Linked DNA regions of Mus musculus: region 2 is linked to region 1. The links are chromatin loops, found by intact Hi-C in ENCODE. Cell type or tissue: heart. All regions are shown on one strand. Links, peaks and the distances in the headings refer to the core of each region. The heading gives the core; the rest is flanking DNA.

Region 1 (8,329 bases), core at 187-8,186:
TCACATGGAAAGTGTGACCTGTTCAGGCAGAGGTCAGACTAACACTCTTCCTTTAGCTGTCATCATAACTCCCTGTCTCACACAGAGCAAAGTCACCCACACTGGCCCCATGGCTCCAGTGACACCAGCTTCCAACGCTGAGCACCCCAACACCATTCTGGGTCGTTTCTCCACTCCCCCTACCTCAGAGCTTCACAGTTCTCTCCCTGGGATCCCTGCACCATTGTGGAGAGCCCTTTTCAGGCTCACACTGAAATTATGCACATTCCCGTCCTACTCCCCCTGCTCACTCTCATAGCTCTGTGTACATTTTATTTATTGGCCAGTCTGTTTTTCTCCTCAGTCAGATTGTAAGGAAATGTTGACCACATGGAAACAGGATAGTGTGCCTGTCTTGTCCACCACTGTATCTCTAGGGCTTGGAACATGGCAAGAGATACAGAGGCTCTCAGACTTGCTCCAGCATCTTTGAATGCTCCCTGTTCCTGTGGGCCAGCATCACATTCAACCTGCTGTTAGAAAAAAACAAAACAAAACAAAACAGATCATACAAAGAGTCTTCCTGTACCAACTAAAACAATCAAGACAATCCTCTACAGACATGCGTACAGAGTATGCTGATGTAGACAGTTCCTGACAGAGACTTTCCCTAGAGGACTCTAGATTGCGTTAAGTTCACAATGAAAGCTGGGAGCTGAATTCATCACACAAAGCATAAACAGAAAGTCCCAAAGAGAATCAAGTGGGAATGGAGAGGGTGCTAGTAGAAACGTGGAGGCAAGTGATGATAGATAGGGCCTATGCATAGATGTTGTCAACAGGAATACTGAGGTGGGAGGAGCTGCCTGTGGCCAGGTGTGCAGGGGGAACAGGTCCAGGTGAGAGGCAATAGGCTTGCTGTGCACAAGAAAAGGAAACAGGTGGAGAGATCACGGTCCACTGAAACCAAGACACTGAAGAAAGCCAAGATGAACTAATACATTAATTTAAAACACAGCAATGCTAAGTGTCAGTGGACAGATGGTTGAGAAAAGCATGGTCCGAACAGTAGAACATTCAGTTGTGAGAAGATGGGAAACCATGCCCAATGGTAAGATATGGATTAACCCTGAGAACAGTGAGTTAAGTAAGCCAGGCTCAAAAGGCGGTATTATACGGTTCTGTTAGTGAGGCTCCTGTGCAGACAGACAGACAGCAGGATGGTGGTTGTCAGGGGCTGGGGGAAAGTGTCTGCACAGTTCCAGTTTCGGAAGGCAAGGAGCATCTGAAAAGGGGTAGCCATGGCGGTAGTGAAGTGCCAGGGTGCTCCTCGCCACTCATCTTAACGCTGCCAACGGCGAATTTATCTCACACACGTTTTATCACAGTGTAAAAATAAGAATGTAAAACTCAGTAGATATTTTTAAAAAATAAAAAAATGACACTCTGCATTTTACATGGGCCCATATATAGACTTTAAGCATGCTAGACTATTAAAGGGGTGGGTATAACAAAGGCAATAAACAGACAAATGATCCAAGGCGGAGAGTGAACCTCTGCCTGAATCTGGAGAATGGTGTTTAGGGATGGTGCAGTCAGTGGGGGATGGAGCTGTCTCTGTGGTAGTTTCAAGGGACATTATCCTGCATCCTCTTTAGTGTGAAGAGGGGGCTCCCTATACCCTATACCACCCCCAACTGCTTCAAAATCCAGTTCCTACAAGGGCCCTTTTGGCTACTTGAACGCCTTCTCTGCTAACCAGAAAGACTGGTCCTCAGGTACCAGCTGCCTCCCAGGCTGGCCAACCACCTGGCCCAGTCTCCTGCATCCATGGCTAGCACACTCAGTGAGGCTTATGCACATAGTAGGTGCTCAGACTACAGGAAGAATGAAGGGGGGGGGCTTCTTATGCCTGGACTCCAGCGACCTCTGTGGGTGACTCTTCCTTCTTCTGACTCAGCACACCTCTAAAACCATGGGAGCCTAAAGATGTCCACTCTCTCATTTTTCAATAACCGATGGCTAATACAGATTGTCAAGTTGACAGAATTTAGAGTCACCTAGCAGAGAGGCTTCTGGGTGTGCCTGTTGGGGGTTGTCCTGATTAGGTAAACTGAGGTAGGGAAGTCAACCCACCTTTACTGTGGGCTGGAATCCTAGACTGAATCAAAAGGAGAAGGTTAGCTGAGCACCAGCAGCCATGCCTTCCCATTTCCTGACCCCAGATGCATGCAACAAGCCACCCTAAGGTCCTACTGCCCTGACTTCCCGGAACGACACCCTTAAATTCTGAGCCAAAATAAATCCCTGTTCCCCTCAGGTGTTGTTTGTTTGTTTGTTTTGGGTTTGGTCAGGTATTTTATCACAGCAATGGGGAAAAACAGCTAAGCAACAACCAGACCTGGTTTCTATTTGAACCCCTGATTCTACTTGATAATGGAGAACTCCTGTCAGCCAGGGCTTAGTTGCATCCTCTGTTCTGATCAGTTCCGAAGGGCACGGCAGGGATACAGTGGTCCTGTGAGTGTGTCTGGTCACTCATCCGAGCATGAGGACGGCCACTGCTTCAGGAAGATGAGTTGCCACCATGCCACTTCAAGGAAAGGGTCATTTGTGTTCCGTGCCTGAAATTCAGACCATGATAAAAACCCCTTCCAGATTTGCCGTCTCCAACGCTTGAATACACCAAGCACCCCCATGCTGCCCTCTTGGGCATGCTGCTGAATTTTGATTGATGTGTCCAATTCTAGGACAACTGAGCCCATCAGGGTGCTGAAGAGGGGACAGCAGAAGGAGCACCAGGGTAGGCTGTGTGTTAAATGAGCAAGCCATGACAGACAAGCCAAGCACTGTGCAGGGGCATGCCTGCTAGGATTGAATAAGCTTTTAGCCAGGGAAGGATACAACCCTTAAACAGCAAAGCAAGGACACCCCTGGCTATGTCCACCAGGTCTCCTAACTGCAAAGCAGTCTGGTTACCATCCAGGAGGGAACATGATAAGAGGATTCAAAGTGGCCTGTCTGTAACTGACTACTGAATGGCTTCAAGAAAGAGACGCCCCCCCCCCCCCACCATGTTACAGTACTACTCTGAAGCTAGAAACGTTTGCCTACTAAGAAAACACAACACCTTGCCTTGGTGAGTTCAAAAGAAAAGAGGACTTCTTCAGTTCACTGTCGCAAAGACCCAAGGACGAGAGACTGTATTGAGTGGTGGCTTTCTGCTGGCAGAGTCCCAAGCAGCAAGGGATCTCCCCCCAAAAGGCAAGGGCCATGCATGCTTCAGTCCAGTGAAGGCCTCACTGCTGGCTACACTGTGTCTGCCCTCTAACACTTACTTCACAATGGGGACAAAATTCCAACCTGAGTTGGGAGGTAGAGGAAGTTGTGTTGAAACCGTAGCAACAATCAAAATAAAAAAAAAAAAAAGTTCACATGACTAATTGATGACTCAGTGGCCGTGGATGTCTCTAGATCCCATTGGCCAGCATTTAGCTAAACTAGAACCTTAGCCGATCATTTCATGTTCCTTAGTCATAATCTCTTCAACGTTCCTTCAGATTTCTAGTATCCAGAGCTACTCAGTGAACAGAAAAAGTTTAATGACTATGGTTTTAGTACTCTAGACAGCGTGTGCCAACTGTCCTGAGAAGGAATGAATGTGTGTGTGTGTGTGTGTGTGTGTGTGTGTGTGTGTGTGTGTGTGTGTGAAATCACGTACTAAATATCTACCCAAACTTTAGCTCTTATATACTAGATTTTATTTTATTTTAACAGATATTGTTGTGCAGGCCCCAGTTCTTCTCTAGCTTTTCCAGAGCGCGCCTCCCTGCTCCATCTTTCTCTTCTCTTGACCAGGTGTGCAAACAATTAGAAGGGCTCAATAGGTCAGGGCCATCTGTGGTTTTTACCAGTTGGCAGTGGCATGCGGGGAGGAGGCCAGGGTTGTGGGTCTAGGGTTGGGCAACTTTGTAACAAACATATTAGATGATGCAACGGGGCACAGGCTTCTGAAAGGCACACGTGGTCTCAACTGTGGCACCTTGGAAACAGCCTACGAACTCAAAGGTGACGTTTTTTTCCCTTGGGCTTGAGCTGGGCTTTCTGGTAGAGTGCAGCCGAGGAGTAAGTTGGATCTGTGTGGGGTTTTAACTAATGTGCCCAAGTAAGTTGGGAAGTGGTTGTCATAGCAGCAGGGTAGCCATGAGACTTGAGGCAGTTGTAGGTAAAAGCCAAGCTCATGGAGGTAGATGCTGTAATGAACAAAGGGCCTATCTATCTACCAACCCTGCAAACAGGCTAGCTTATTAATTATAGACAGCCCAGTCTGGTGTCCCAGGAGGCCCCGGTGTGAATTGAGGGACATAGCAAGCCAGTTTGGGATCCAGTTCCTCTGCTCATCAGCACCTGGCTTCATGCATGGTGTCTGCCCAGGAGGGTGGATGAGGCCAGGATAGCCTGGCCAGGGTCTGCAGGAGTGAGGGCTGATGATCTTGCCAGCAGCCACCTCCCAGGCCCAGCTGCAGGGCTGGGCTTCCTGAAAACTGTGAGTCTGGAGCAAGACAGCTGACCCCTGCCTGCCTGTTTACAGTTTTCACAGGGCTCTGGGGACAGCTGTGGCCTCCCCACCCCTGTGGCCTCATGGTGGTGATGTGGGGGGGGCCCTACTGGAGCGGCTGGGATTTAGGAACATCATCAGCTGTTCAAGAGCTACAGTCTCCCCATAGCTTTCAGCAAATAGTGGGTGTTAGTTCATATCTCCTGTAAACAGTTGTATTCTCGGTGGCTGCCCGGCTCCGGTTAAATATTAACAAAGAACGGCCCCCATGGCCACTCCTGGGGTGTCTGTTTTAAATATTTAAGTAATTGCTCTTTCCCGTCCCTGAATGACATTTTGGCTAAATTTTCTGTAACTGCTGTTGTTCCTCTGGTTATTAAATTGTGTAAAATGCCCACCCCTTCCTCTCTCCCTTCCTCTCTTCTCCCTCCCTCTGTAAACAGCTGTCTCATTCACCGCCAGTCAAAACACCCTGGGACATCCTGGGGCCCAGAGTATCCTGCAAGGCTCATGTGTGACCTCCTGGGAAGCAGGTGGCTATTGAGCTTGGCAGTCTCTCCCCAGGATGCGGCAGAGGGGCTCACCTTGGTGCGCCAAGAAGAGCAGCTGAGCTGTGCTGAGTTGGGTCTGTCTCCATCCAGTATTTGTGGTAACCACAGGCTTCGGGATAGTCTGCTTCTACCTGGGCACAGCTGTGGAAACTTCCTCGGGCCTTAGATTTTGCATCGTTAGGGATCCGCACCCAGGCAGGTTAGTTCCTCCTTCCCAGGTAAGGCATGGGATGGCTGTGCCACTGAAGCCTTGTCTTAAGAGCTAGGTTCTTTCTCTCCTTTCCTTTCCACTCCATGGAAGGAGCGGGGGGGGGGGGGGGGGGTAGAAGGACGAGGGTGACCTTTTTCCTGCTTGGGTCAAAGAAGTCTAGCTCTAATTTATGAGACTCCAAGACAACCTTGCATTTCTGAAGAGCTAGTGAGATCACCTGAAGAATAAACTAATTTAAAGTCACTTCCACTTACCCCAAAGACTACCATGCAGATCTTAGCATCGAATGAATTCCATCCTTAATATTTTAAAGACCTTTTAGTACTTAAAAAACAAAATAAAGGGGTGATTCCAATACTATAATTCCTGGTAGGGCACCAGGGTGGACCCTCGGGACACTTCCTGTTGGAGGAGCCTGATGTAGCACTAGAGTCTCATGGGAAGTCGTGAGTCCCCAGATGCATGGCATCTCTGCATTCTCACTTTCCTCCTTTCTACATGGAGGAAATAGTAGTTCTGACTTCAGAATTGTTAAGATCGACAACTTGGACTTCGTGAGTGATACAACGTGCCTGCACAGTACTGCCTCAACCAATGAGCTAGCTACTGCTGAAACTAACCAGGAGGGAATGCTGAGGGAGAGCATGAGTCAGTCCCCAGGCCACCCTGTGGCCCAGAGACAGAGTCATTAGTTGTTGGGACGTTTGAAAGCAGGATTGCCAGCCAGAAGTCAAATGGACATGTAGGGGCTGAAGAGGGGTCAGTGCCTGCAGCTCTGCGCATGTCAGAGCGATGCAGCTCTGCGCATGTCAGAGGGAAGCTCAGGGATAGCGCCTCATCCCTCAGAACCTGGGGCCACAGGCAAACCGACTGGTGGGGCAGAGGGGAAGTACTTAAGAGCAGGACTAAGTAGAAGTCTGTTTGGGGCTCTGCTCAGTCATTTACCCTTGGCTACCCAGACACGGGATGGTAACAGCCAGCCGTGGCCTCCACCCCACCCTCAGACACTCTAAGAGACACTGGACCTGCTTTCCAAGAACTAACTAGTCTTTCAGTATGAGTGGATTTTATATAATGGGGTAATGATCAAAGCCCACCTCAGCATCACCCATAGCGCTCTGGAGGGCGTTGAAACGTGGGGTAGATGGGCCTCACCTGAGCTTGTTGATACAGAGGGATCCAGACCAGTGGTTCTTACCTCGTGGGTCGTGACCCTTCTGAGGGTCATATATCAGATATCCTGCACATCAGGTATTTACATTACAATTCATAACTGTAGCACGATTATAGCTGCGAAGTAGCAACAAAATAATTTTGTGATGGGGGGGGGGTCAAAACAACATGAGGAACTATATTAAAGGGTCATAGCATTAGGAAGGTTGAGAACCTCTGCTCTAGATGCTAGAGTGAAGATAAGAATTTACATTTCTGATTAGTTCCTGTATCGGTTGCTATTCTCCTTCTCACAGATGGACTGCCTCTCCTTTGACTTCCCGCCTGTTATGCTTGGGACTACTGCAGAAGCTTAGCCCCTTCTGATGTTTGTGTATGACAATCTACAGGCCCAGTCCTTGACACTATCTGATCCAGAGAGCTGCCTTGTGGGGATGCAGACCTTCTACAAACAGGCACACTATGCACCAGGCACCCAGCACAGTCACCCTGGCGCTCCACTCTCAAAAACAAAAGAAGGATGGAGACCCACTGGACACATAAAAAAGACCAGAAATACGAGAAAGAAGTAGGAGAACAACCAACCTCATAGGGAAAATAAATATTTCAGAAAGCAGAAGATAATTCCTCAAAATATTAACCAGTGTCTTCAGAGGAATGAAGGTCTGAGGCCTATAATGAAAAGGAAATAAATAAATAAATAAATAAATAAATAATTGCTGTCAAAAAGGAATCACACGGTAAAGATAGAAGCTTAGAAATTAAACAGGATGATTTAAATCAAAATTTTAATTAAGCTGAGCCAGGTGGTACACACCCTTAATCCCAACCCTCAAGAGGCAGAGACGGGTGGATCTTTGTGAGTTTGAAGCCAGCTTGGTCTACATAGGGAGTTTTAGGTCAGCTAGAGCTACATAGTGAAATATTTTCTCAAAAAAAAAATGGAGTGAGAGGGAGCTGGAGAGAGATTTCTCATTGGTTAAGACTATTTGCTGCTCTTCACATGCCTGAATTTAATTCCCAAAACCACAGGACAATTAATAGCTGTCTGTAACTCCAGTCCCAGGGGAGCGAACCCCTTCTTCTGGACTGTCTGAGTAGCAGGAAGGCACATGGTGCACAGACAAAACACCCATATACAAAACAAAAACCTAAAATCATTAGAGCTGGAGAGGTGGCTTAGCAGTTAAGAGCATATACTCCTCTTGCCAAGGGCTCAAGTTCAATTCCCAGCACCTGCATCAGGAAGCTCACAACCTCCTATAATCCCTGCTCCTGGGGAACTAACCCTCTCCTCTGTCCTCCTTCTGTAGGTCTCATGCACTCACGTGCATGCCCCACTGCCACAGACACATACACATAGTTAGAAAGTACATTTATTTTTGCAATAAAATAATCTTAAAATTCAAAATTGTCAGCCGGGCAATGATGGCACACACCTTTAATCCCAGCATTTGGGAGGCAGAAGCAGGTGGATTTCTGAGTGTGAGGCCAGCCTGGTCTACAGAGTGAGTTCCAGGATAACCAGGGCTACACAGCGAAACCCTGTTTTGAAAAACAAACAAACAAACAAAAAATTCAAAACAAAAAATTGTCAATAAAACAAAGCCGGGATGCATCCTAGAGTTTAGAATGAAAATAGGAAGAAACTAAAAAATGTAAGTGAAAAACACAGTCGCAATAAGTCAACCCAGAATGTCAGGTGCTTGATTGTTTTGCAGCAATAAGCACAGAATACTCAGAAAAGAATATAATCTCAGAAACAATGGAAGATCCTGGCATAAGGTCTTAAAGGATCACAAGTGTCTGTCCGAAGAGAGCTAGTGACTACCACTCTGAATTGATAACACATTGTCT
Region 2 (8,329 bases), core at 18-8,017, 58 kb after region 1:
GTCGCCAGTTTCTGTATCACCAAGGCTCGGAGTTGCCTGTCTGTCGGTTCAAGAGTGAGATATCTTCTTTCCTTGGTCATTCAAGGATTTTGTAACCAAAGGCATCCTGATTGCTACAGAAGCAGGGATATCAACATTGTAACATTCAGTCCTGTGTAGCTCTGAGCTTAGGAACTCCTTCAAGGCAAAAAATGGAACACACTGCAGAGCCTCTTTTAGGAAGGGGCAGAAGAGGAGGAACTGTGAGGGAAAGAACTTTAATCTCATCCAACAAGGGGGAGCTCGTGGTAGGATTCTCAGGGAATGGAAGGGAGCGAGAAGAAACACATGTGGCTAGGCAAAGCTTTGGGCCTTGGGGGGCAGGGAGAGCAGAGATTTACTCTCATGTCTCAGGTCCCTTCCTGAAGTCACATCAGTGCTCCATAGTGGAGACCTTTGACATTTATCTCGTCTCAAAAAAGTACAGTTTGTTGGGAGGTTTTTAAGCCCCACTAGGTATCTATTTCACCTTGGAACACAGAGCAGCCTGAAGCAACCCGGTGCTCTCCTAATAGAGACATTAACAGGCAGCATTTGACAATTAAAACCAGTTCAAAGGGAGCCTTCACTCTGCATAATACTCACAATCAATTTTGATGGAAAACAAAACAAGCAAGAAGGGAGATCAAAGCTCTGTGGATGTCGACAGGTACCATAAGGAGGAGGGAAAGGCCAGTACATTTGGGGCAGTCCAACAGGTTTCTTTACTGAGCTGTGTCTTAAAGGCACAAACACCAAACACCTTCAATCTTACATGTTCTCCATCAGAAGAGAGAGATGTAATGTATTATTGTTACATTATTGTTATAGCATGATTTAATGTATTATAGTTGTCGTTTTGTATGTGTGTGTGTGTGCAAATGTTCATCCATATGTGGACACACGTGTAGAGACCAGAGGCTCACAAGGTTTTCCACAATTGCTCTCCACACGGTCTCTACTGAACTAGGAGCACACCAATTCCACTAGGCTGACCAGATAGCAGGAACCAGAGGATCCCCTGCAGGAATAACAGTAGAGTGCTGCCAAGGATACAAGTCAGGTCTTCATACTTGCACAGCAAGCACTTCATTGATTAAACCACACCCCACCACCACTACCACCACCTCCCCTGGCTTTGAGGTGTTAGGAAAGATGTCAGGAGCTGGTGAGGTAGCTCAACAGTCAGAGAGGTTCCTGCTCTTGTAAAAATAAAATAAAACAAAATAAAATAAAATAAAATAAAATAAAATGGGAGTTTGATTCCCAGCATTCATGTTAGGAGGCTCACAACCACCTGTAAGTCCAGTGCCAGGGATTCCATGGCCTCCACAGGTACCCACAAAAGTGGGTGCACATGCCCACATGCATATATCACATAATTTAAATAAAATAAATATTCTTTTTAAAATGTCCCAGGTGGAGTATTACAGAAAACAATGCAAAAGCTACATTGTTAGTGTGGAAGAAAACAGAGGGAAAAACCACTATGCATAAGAACCCTGAATCTTCTTCATTGGTCCTGATAGAGAGAAATAAAGGGAGAAATGTCCTGGGTCAACCCTAAGGTTTTCAATCTGAGGTCACACTGCAGAGCAGGTCCTCAAGGGGCCTCCTCTGGAGCTAGTGGCCCCAGGTCAATACAAACCCTCTCTGCAGAAATTCAGTTTCAATCCCAATTAGTGGTGACAGCAGAGCCTCAATCATGAGCTGTCTTCCTGGTTCCAAAGGATGAGAATGCAAACTGAGCTTTGATACAGATGGTTCACTTCCTTGCCCTGAGCCTCCTCACACAGGGAAGCACAGCAATGCCAACCTCCATGCCCTGCGCCCTCCACAGGGACAACAGTGTCACTGCCACTTACAGCAGAGGAAACCGAAGCAACTTGTCTGAGATCACACACAAATGGATGCTCCAACCTGTGGGCCAAGTGCTCAGTCTTCTCTAGTCCCCTGAAGGCTCTGCCCGTGCGACACAGAGCTAGCATTCTGTCCTGTAGAGCCTACATACTCACAAAGGTACAACTCTGCAGTCAAGTTTCTATCACTTAAATGAAGATAATTGTGAGTCCCAAGAGCCTGTGCAGTAGACACCCACATGCATGTAGAACATAATTCAATATATATGATATATAAATCATCACCGAGTTCAAGTTTTTATAATTTCTTTTACAGAGGTGAAAAATTTTTCAAGAAATACATATTTAGAGTACATAACATTAAGGGTATGCTATTGTCATGATAGGAGATATGACAATGGACAGGCACATGTCCTGTTTTTGAGGACCACATGAGACAAGCACATGAATAACTGCAACAGAAGCCTTGAATTAGGGGCACACTGTAGCCCAACTAGGCAGCCCTGCTCTTGCTGTACAGGGACCAGGGGTAGGCATAAGAATACAATTCCATTAACACATCTTAACACTCCTTAACATCTTTTCTTCTGTTTGGGAAGATGTCATTAAAATCATCTCTGGATGATATTTTCTAACTTCTGAGACAAGGCCACCTCCAATCACCTTTCCAGTCCCTGTCCTGTCCCTGCCCAGCCTGGCCGACGTCAATCTAGAGAAGAAGCACCCCCCCACACGCCCCGCCCCACCCCCCACCCCCCATACACACACTCACTCCCAGCCTGGGAGCTGTGTGCACCTCAGGGCCATCTGGACATCTGGAGAGTGGGGATGAGTGAGTAATGAAATCCCCTCTCTGCAGGAAGACGAGGCAAGTTTTATTACAGATCCTATCTCAACTCAGAGGGCTGGGACTTTTGTGATTGAGTTAATCCTGTCACCGTGTAAATCAATTGGAAACTCACAGGCAGCAATTTGATTTAGGATGTTCATTTTGGCAAGCTGGTCTTCCTACAGCCGTTCTGTGGCCCAGGTACGTCTACAACAAGCAGGAGGTTTAGTCCCAGTGGATCAGCCTTGTTAACAAAATATACCCTGACCCCCTCCAAATACAAAATTCAGATGTGTTTTAGCCTCCTCTAAATAGTTCAGTAGACTGATTCCCTTCATCTACCAAATTATTACAGAAAACCCACATATCGGCCTGTCTGGATAACTGCTGTAACAGGGGTACCCTCTTGGGAATACGAAGTGCTCCACATCATCTAGAGTATGTGCACCGCAGGGTCTTCACGCAGGTCATGCTCTTGAAGCATAGCACAGGATCTGGGATGAGTCAAAGACAGGTTGGCCCACGAAGGCCAGAAAGGGGACTCAGATTGTCCATGTGGACTGCTGGAAAGGAACAGAACAGACTGAATCCCCTGCCTCCACTCTCCTCTGTCCATCAGCTTCTCTGCTTGACTGAACAGAGGCAGGCTGAAGGGTCTGGATGCTGTCTTTGCCCAACATAAGTGTAGTGTTCTCTAGGGCTGGCCACTTTGTATGATGACCTTAGATCTTTCTGTCAGGCAGGGGGAACCAGGCCTTGTCCCAGGGCGTCAACTTCTGCAACAAAGAGGGGATCTTGAGTTACTGCCCAGAGAGCTGACTCCCCTTGGCCAGGGACAACAGAGGCACACAAAAGGTATTTGTGGTAGGAGCTCTGTTGGCATGAATTTGGCATGTCCTGGTTGGGCCCCCCACCAACTGTCCTCTCCTTCTACCTTCATTAAGGTGACTCATGCTTATAGAAAGGATGGATCATCTGAGGTAAAAAAAAAAAAAAACCCAAGGACTCCTGAGAGGGATGTTGGAAAAGACTTCAGTTGGCCCTCTGTCTCTCTCTCTGTCTCTCTCTCTCTGTCTCTCTGTCTCTCTGTCTCTCTCTCTCTCTCCTGTATCCCCTAGCATGTCTGTCTGTCTGATCTGCCTGGCTATAGACTCAGGCAAGTGAATTCCATACAGTACCAGTCTGGGAGCCAGGTGCTCTTGGAACCTGAGCGTTGGTGAGGTAGCTTCTTTTGTGACTCAAGGCCTTCTCTGCCTTGTTTTGCTGTCTTCGGTTTCCTGGTCCCCCTCTTGTATTAATCAGGCTGAAGGTTTGCTTTCTGTATGAGGCCAGTTGGGACCAATGGGCCGTCCGAGGCTTGCAGCCATCCCAGCCTCTCATTGCATCTTCACAGTATGAACGAGTCCCCGGTTTCTCCAGGCTGTTCCTGGAGGGAGGGGTGAGGATGAGTCAACTTACATTCACACTGACTGGTCCTAGCTCAGTGGGTACTTTTAAGAGTGTACACCATCTACTGAATACCAAGCACGTGGCAGGCCCTGGGCTCATCAAAACAAACATTACTGTCAGCTGATTGCAAAGGAAGAGCTGACATCCTCAAAACAGCCCGATGGATGGATAGATGCTATTGTTATCCGCATCTTACAAGCCCAGCAAGAACAGAAAGGGGCCCAACATCATACAGATGCTAAGTGGTCAGCTAAGGAGTTCACCTGTACAACCTTCCTAGCAAAGCCTCAGCCCTGTATGGACGCTGTGTCCTCAATACTCTCATAGACTCCAGCTAAGTTTGCCACATGCCCTTTGCCCATGCAATGTGGTCTTGAGGTTGGGCCAGATCCTGGGACACCCCAGTGTTTTCCTGGCATCGTTTTCCCCTGAAGATCCTGCACATTTGCATGTTCACTGCCACAGCTAAGTTGAGCAAGGCTGCCTAGCCTTGGGGACCCCAGCAGGTGAGTTCAGCCTCCAGGGGCGCAACCGGTAGGAAGGTGCCGCTCTAAGTCAACTCCTCCGGGATATGGGGAACTCACGTGGGATGCCCAGAGCCCTCCCGGCTTCTAGCAGAACGCGCGGAGCCCAGGCTGCCACTCCGGGCAGCGCCGTGTTCCGAGAGACCCGAAGTCTCGAGCCTCCCCTGCGCCGGCCCCCGGCTGCTGGCGGGCCGGGAGACTGCCGCACGAGCGCGGGCCCAGGGGCGCCACCGGGCCGCGCGGGCGGGAACGCGCCGCGGCGGCCTCCTCCTCCCCGGCTCCCGCCCGCGGCGGCGGCGCTTCCCCGGCGCGGAGCGGCTTTAAAAGGCGGCTCCCCACCCCCCGGCGCACTCGCCGCTCGGGCGCCGCGCGAGCCTGCCGCTGCCATGCCTCCGCGCGCGCCGCCAGCGCCCGGGCCCCGGCCGCCGCCCCGGGCCGCCGATGTCGCGCGGGGCGCAGGGGCCGCCGGCCGGCACGGACTCCCGCCGCTCGCGCTGCGCCCCTGGCGTTGGCTGCTTCTGCTCGCGCTGCCCGCCGCCTGCTCCGCGCTGCCGCCGCCGCGCCCCGTCTACACCAACCACTGGGCAGTGCAAGTGCTGGGCGGCCCCGGCGCGGCGGACCGCGTGGCTGCGGCGCACGGCTACCTCAACTTGGGCCAGGTGAGTACGGCCGGCCCCGCGCGCCCCAAACTTTCCCGGCCGCCGGCGGCCACGCGCGAGGGGGCGCCTTGCCAAGCCCGCGGCCAGCGGCGCCGCGTGGGAAGGCGACCCGTATCGCTGGGGACGGCGGGGGCTTCTTGCGGGGACTCTCTGGGAGAGCCGTGGGACACTCGGCGGGAAGGACGTGGTAGGCTGCGTGGACGGTCACGCGGGAGGGCCCGAGGCCGTGGGTCCCCAGGCGATGTCGCCGAGCATTCGCACTCGGAAGTGTGTGGCCTCGGAAGCCCAGGTCGGGCGCCTACACCTGCCCAGCCGCGTTCGAGTGGGCGCCTAAGGGGTCGCTGCGCTCTGCCCACCCGCGCCATCATCATCGTGTACCTATTTCCCTGTGGCCTTCGAGCCTTAGCTCCGTCTCGGGCCACTCTGCCCTCGACGGGTCGCCCGGAGCTCTGGGCTCCCGTTCGTGCGCCAAGGCAGTCAGGCGCTGGTTGGGCGATGTGAGCATGACCCGGGCAACTCAGGGACTGGCTTTCCCTCTGTGTGGTGCGCTGGTGCCTGTGTCCAGAAGTCAGGTTTGGGTCAGGGTGCAAGCAGGACCCAGAAGCTGCAGGTTGGTTGTAGGCTGAACTCTGCACTTGAAACCTCTCTAGGCAAAGACATGGATTGCTTTGCTTTGGGCTCTGGATGCAGCTGGAAAGGCAGCTGTCTGCCCACTAGCTGCATGACCTTGGACATGTCATTTCTTGACTTGCTCATCCGTAAGGGTGGCGACTTTGTACTGCCTGAGGTTGTTGAGATGAGCCGGGAGTGTTCAGAAGCAAGGCACTACTCATGGGATGCCCATTCTCTCACCCCTGGTGGTATAAGCTGGCTGTCATTTATACCAAGAGAAGCCGAGATAGGGCACTAGGTCCGCGCAGCTCCCAAGGACTGCCAATGCAGGGTGCCTTTCCATATTGCAGCCCCGCAGAGGGGCAATGGGGGCAGGTTGATTCCGGTTTATGGTCCGTGGAGGGACCTCAGCAGGTTCAAAATGTGCAGTCCCACCAGGAGAGCTCTCAGCACCTTAACAGATCCATAAACTACACACTCTGGAGAATCAAGTGAAATGAAGGGAGGGTGGCCTTGTAACTCAAACTGCAGTAGCAGACAGTGTTAAATAGCAGACAGATTTAGTTTCATCATTATCTGTGACAGAAGCCAGTAAACGTGTGCTTCTGCACTTGACGTGAATCGGAAGGCCTCCTGGAAGGGGAAATTCTGCTCTGTGAAGTTCCAGGTCAGAGTTTCTCCAAAAGGAAAGAATCCGCTTTTGTGTCTTCAAACATCCAAAGAGCTAAGATTTTGCCTTTTGGTGGCCCTGGCTTCGTTGCTCTCTGTAGCTGTCAAAGCTGCAGGGCTGATTGTCTGGGCAGAAGAAAGCTCTCCTGTTTGATTAGCACTCCCAGCTCCTGCTACTCTTCCTGGCTCTGTCCAGGCGGCCCAGCAATTTGTCTCAACTAAAAGTGATTCTTAAACTGGGTGGTAAATTACAAAGTGCCTGGGATTTGGGTCCCTGTAATTAAGCGAGGAGAGAGGAGGTGAAGAACTCTGCTCCACCGTGCAAGGGGCAGAGAGGCGTAGTTAGCTCTCCCTTTGACATTCTTGGAATAACCTTGCTCACCTCCTGGATGTGCTAGCCTTTGAATCTACTCTAGTTCACTGAGCTGTTCACCAGCAAGGTCTGTGCTCCCGATTTTGCCTGTGGGCAAGGTTTTTTAGGCTTGTTGTGACGTTCTTGGGTGGCCCCAAAGGTCTCTCTGAACAGTGCAGCCAGACTCCACACAGCCTGTCACTCAGCTTGGTAGGCCTTGTGCTGGGAGGTATGCGAGGGGGACGTTTCCGAGCTGCAAGATGACTGGTTTGGGGGTAGAGCTGTCTCCAAGCACACTTTATTCCCAAATCAGCTTTTCCTTCCCTGCCTTTAAGTGCGGCTAATGTGGAAAAGGCCTGGAGCTCTCCAGCCTCTACCTACTCGGCAAGAACTCTTTAAAAACCTTATTGCCATTTTCAAGCAGGAGAATTTGTGACTCATAAATAAGATGTAGACGTTTTTAGTTTTGCTTTATAGATGAGTAAATGGGGTGGGTGGGGGGAGTTAAGGGAGGGAGCTGTTTGTGTTCACACGGTAACTGTGTGTCACCCCTGCCATTATGATAACTGCTTTGTCTCTTGCTCCGAGACCGCCTTTGTGTGACTGTTTCTTCTAAACCCTTAATGGGCAATTAGAGCTCTGTTCTGTACCTGCCTGAGTCACAGGCTTGGTTTTCTTGTCCGTCTTTCTGGCTGTGCTGTGACATTCTTGCTTGACTGTTTTATTTTTATACAACTGATAACCTGACTTGATTTATTTATTTAACATGATCCACAGGTAACTCAGGGCAGCCATTATTGACCTTTTTCAAATTCTGGGTCTCTTTCAGTTTGATGCAGGCTCTGTCCTTTTCCATTAGACAATATGCATCTAATAAAGACAGGCTAGGCGCCATTTCCCTCTCCCAGGCATCATTCCAGATAAAGCAACAAGTTTGCTTTTTAGCGAGAAATAAAAGTCATGGGCCAGTGAGATGGCTCAGCGAGTAAAGGAAGTTACTCTCAAGTCTCAGGACCTGAACTTGATCCGTGGGACCCACGTGATGGAAGGAGAGGACCAGTTCCCAAAGTTGTCCTCTGATTTCCACGTGTATGCTGTGGCATACACTTGTGTGCGCACATCTGAACACACACAAAGTAAATAAATGAACCAATGGTTTTAAAAAGTAAAAATTTGGAAGGGTAAAATACTGCCGTTGGCAGTAACCACAACTATAGGGATAGAGGAAGGGAACCCAGAGATTAGTCGTGAGAATTCATGAGAAGAGAGTTGAGCGGGCTGCTGGAGAACTTACCACCTGTGTGTGCTCAGCAGATAGAAGACAAGGGTGACTGTAGTCCATGTCAGCATCAAAGCTG

The links. A loop is a pair of places that touch in the nucleus more often than their neighbours do. Peaks named below come from ENCODE experiments on the same cell type or tissue, not always from the same donor. Only the 100,000 strongest peaks of a DNase experiment are listed, where the experiment ranks them.
Region 2: it touches region 1 in a loop (4-fold over the local background); 2 of 42 quality-filtered maps call a loop at or near these places.

The regions. Positions count from the first base shown.
Region 1 is chr7:65,799,046-65,807,374 of GRCm38, forward strand. It overlaps Gm51485 (a long non-coding RNA gene), which reads right to left and starts at 3,305. Exons shown (of 3, transcript XR_003946789.1): 1 at 3,110-3,305; 2 at 2,381-2,603; 3 at 281-512. 1810008I18Rik (RIKEN cDNA 1810008I18 gene) reads left to right here and starts at 3,992. Exons shown (of 3, transcript NR_167723.1): 1 at 3,992-4,104; 2 at 4,981-5,287; 3 at 6,769-7,188. In heart, for the core only: no CTCF peak of the experiment used is centred there; DNase peaks (open chromatin) are centred at 4,536 and 5,056.
Region 2 is chr7:65,857,106-65,865,434 of GRCm38, forward strand. It overlaps Pcsk6 (proprotein convertase subtilisin/kexin type 6), which reads left to right and starts at 5,031. Exons shown (of 22, transcript NM_011048.1): 1 at 5,031-5,338. The coding sequence starts at 5,066. Gm20684 (predicted gene 20684) reads right to left here and starts at 4,937. Exons shown (of 3, transcript NR_169041.1): 1 at 4,740-4,937; 2 at 3,885-4,132; 3 at 2,162-3,269. In heart, for the core only: CTCF peaks have their summits at 4,672 and 5,268; DNase peaks (open chromatin) are centred at 4,076 and 5,056; H3K4me3 peaks cover 2,967 bases; H3K27ac peaks cover 1,341 bases; H3K27me3 peaks cover 7,228 bases.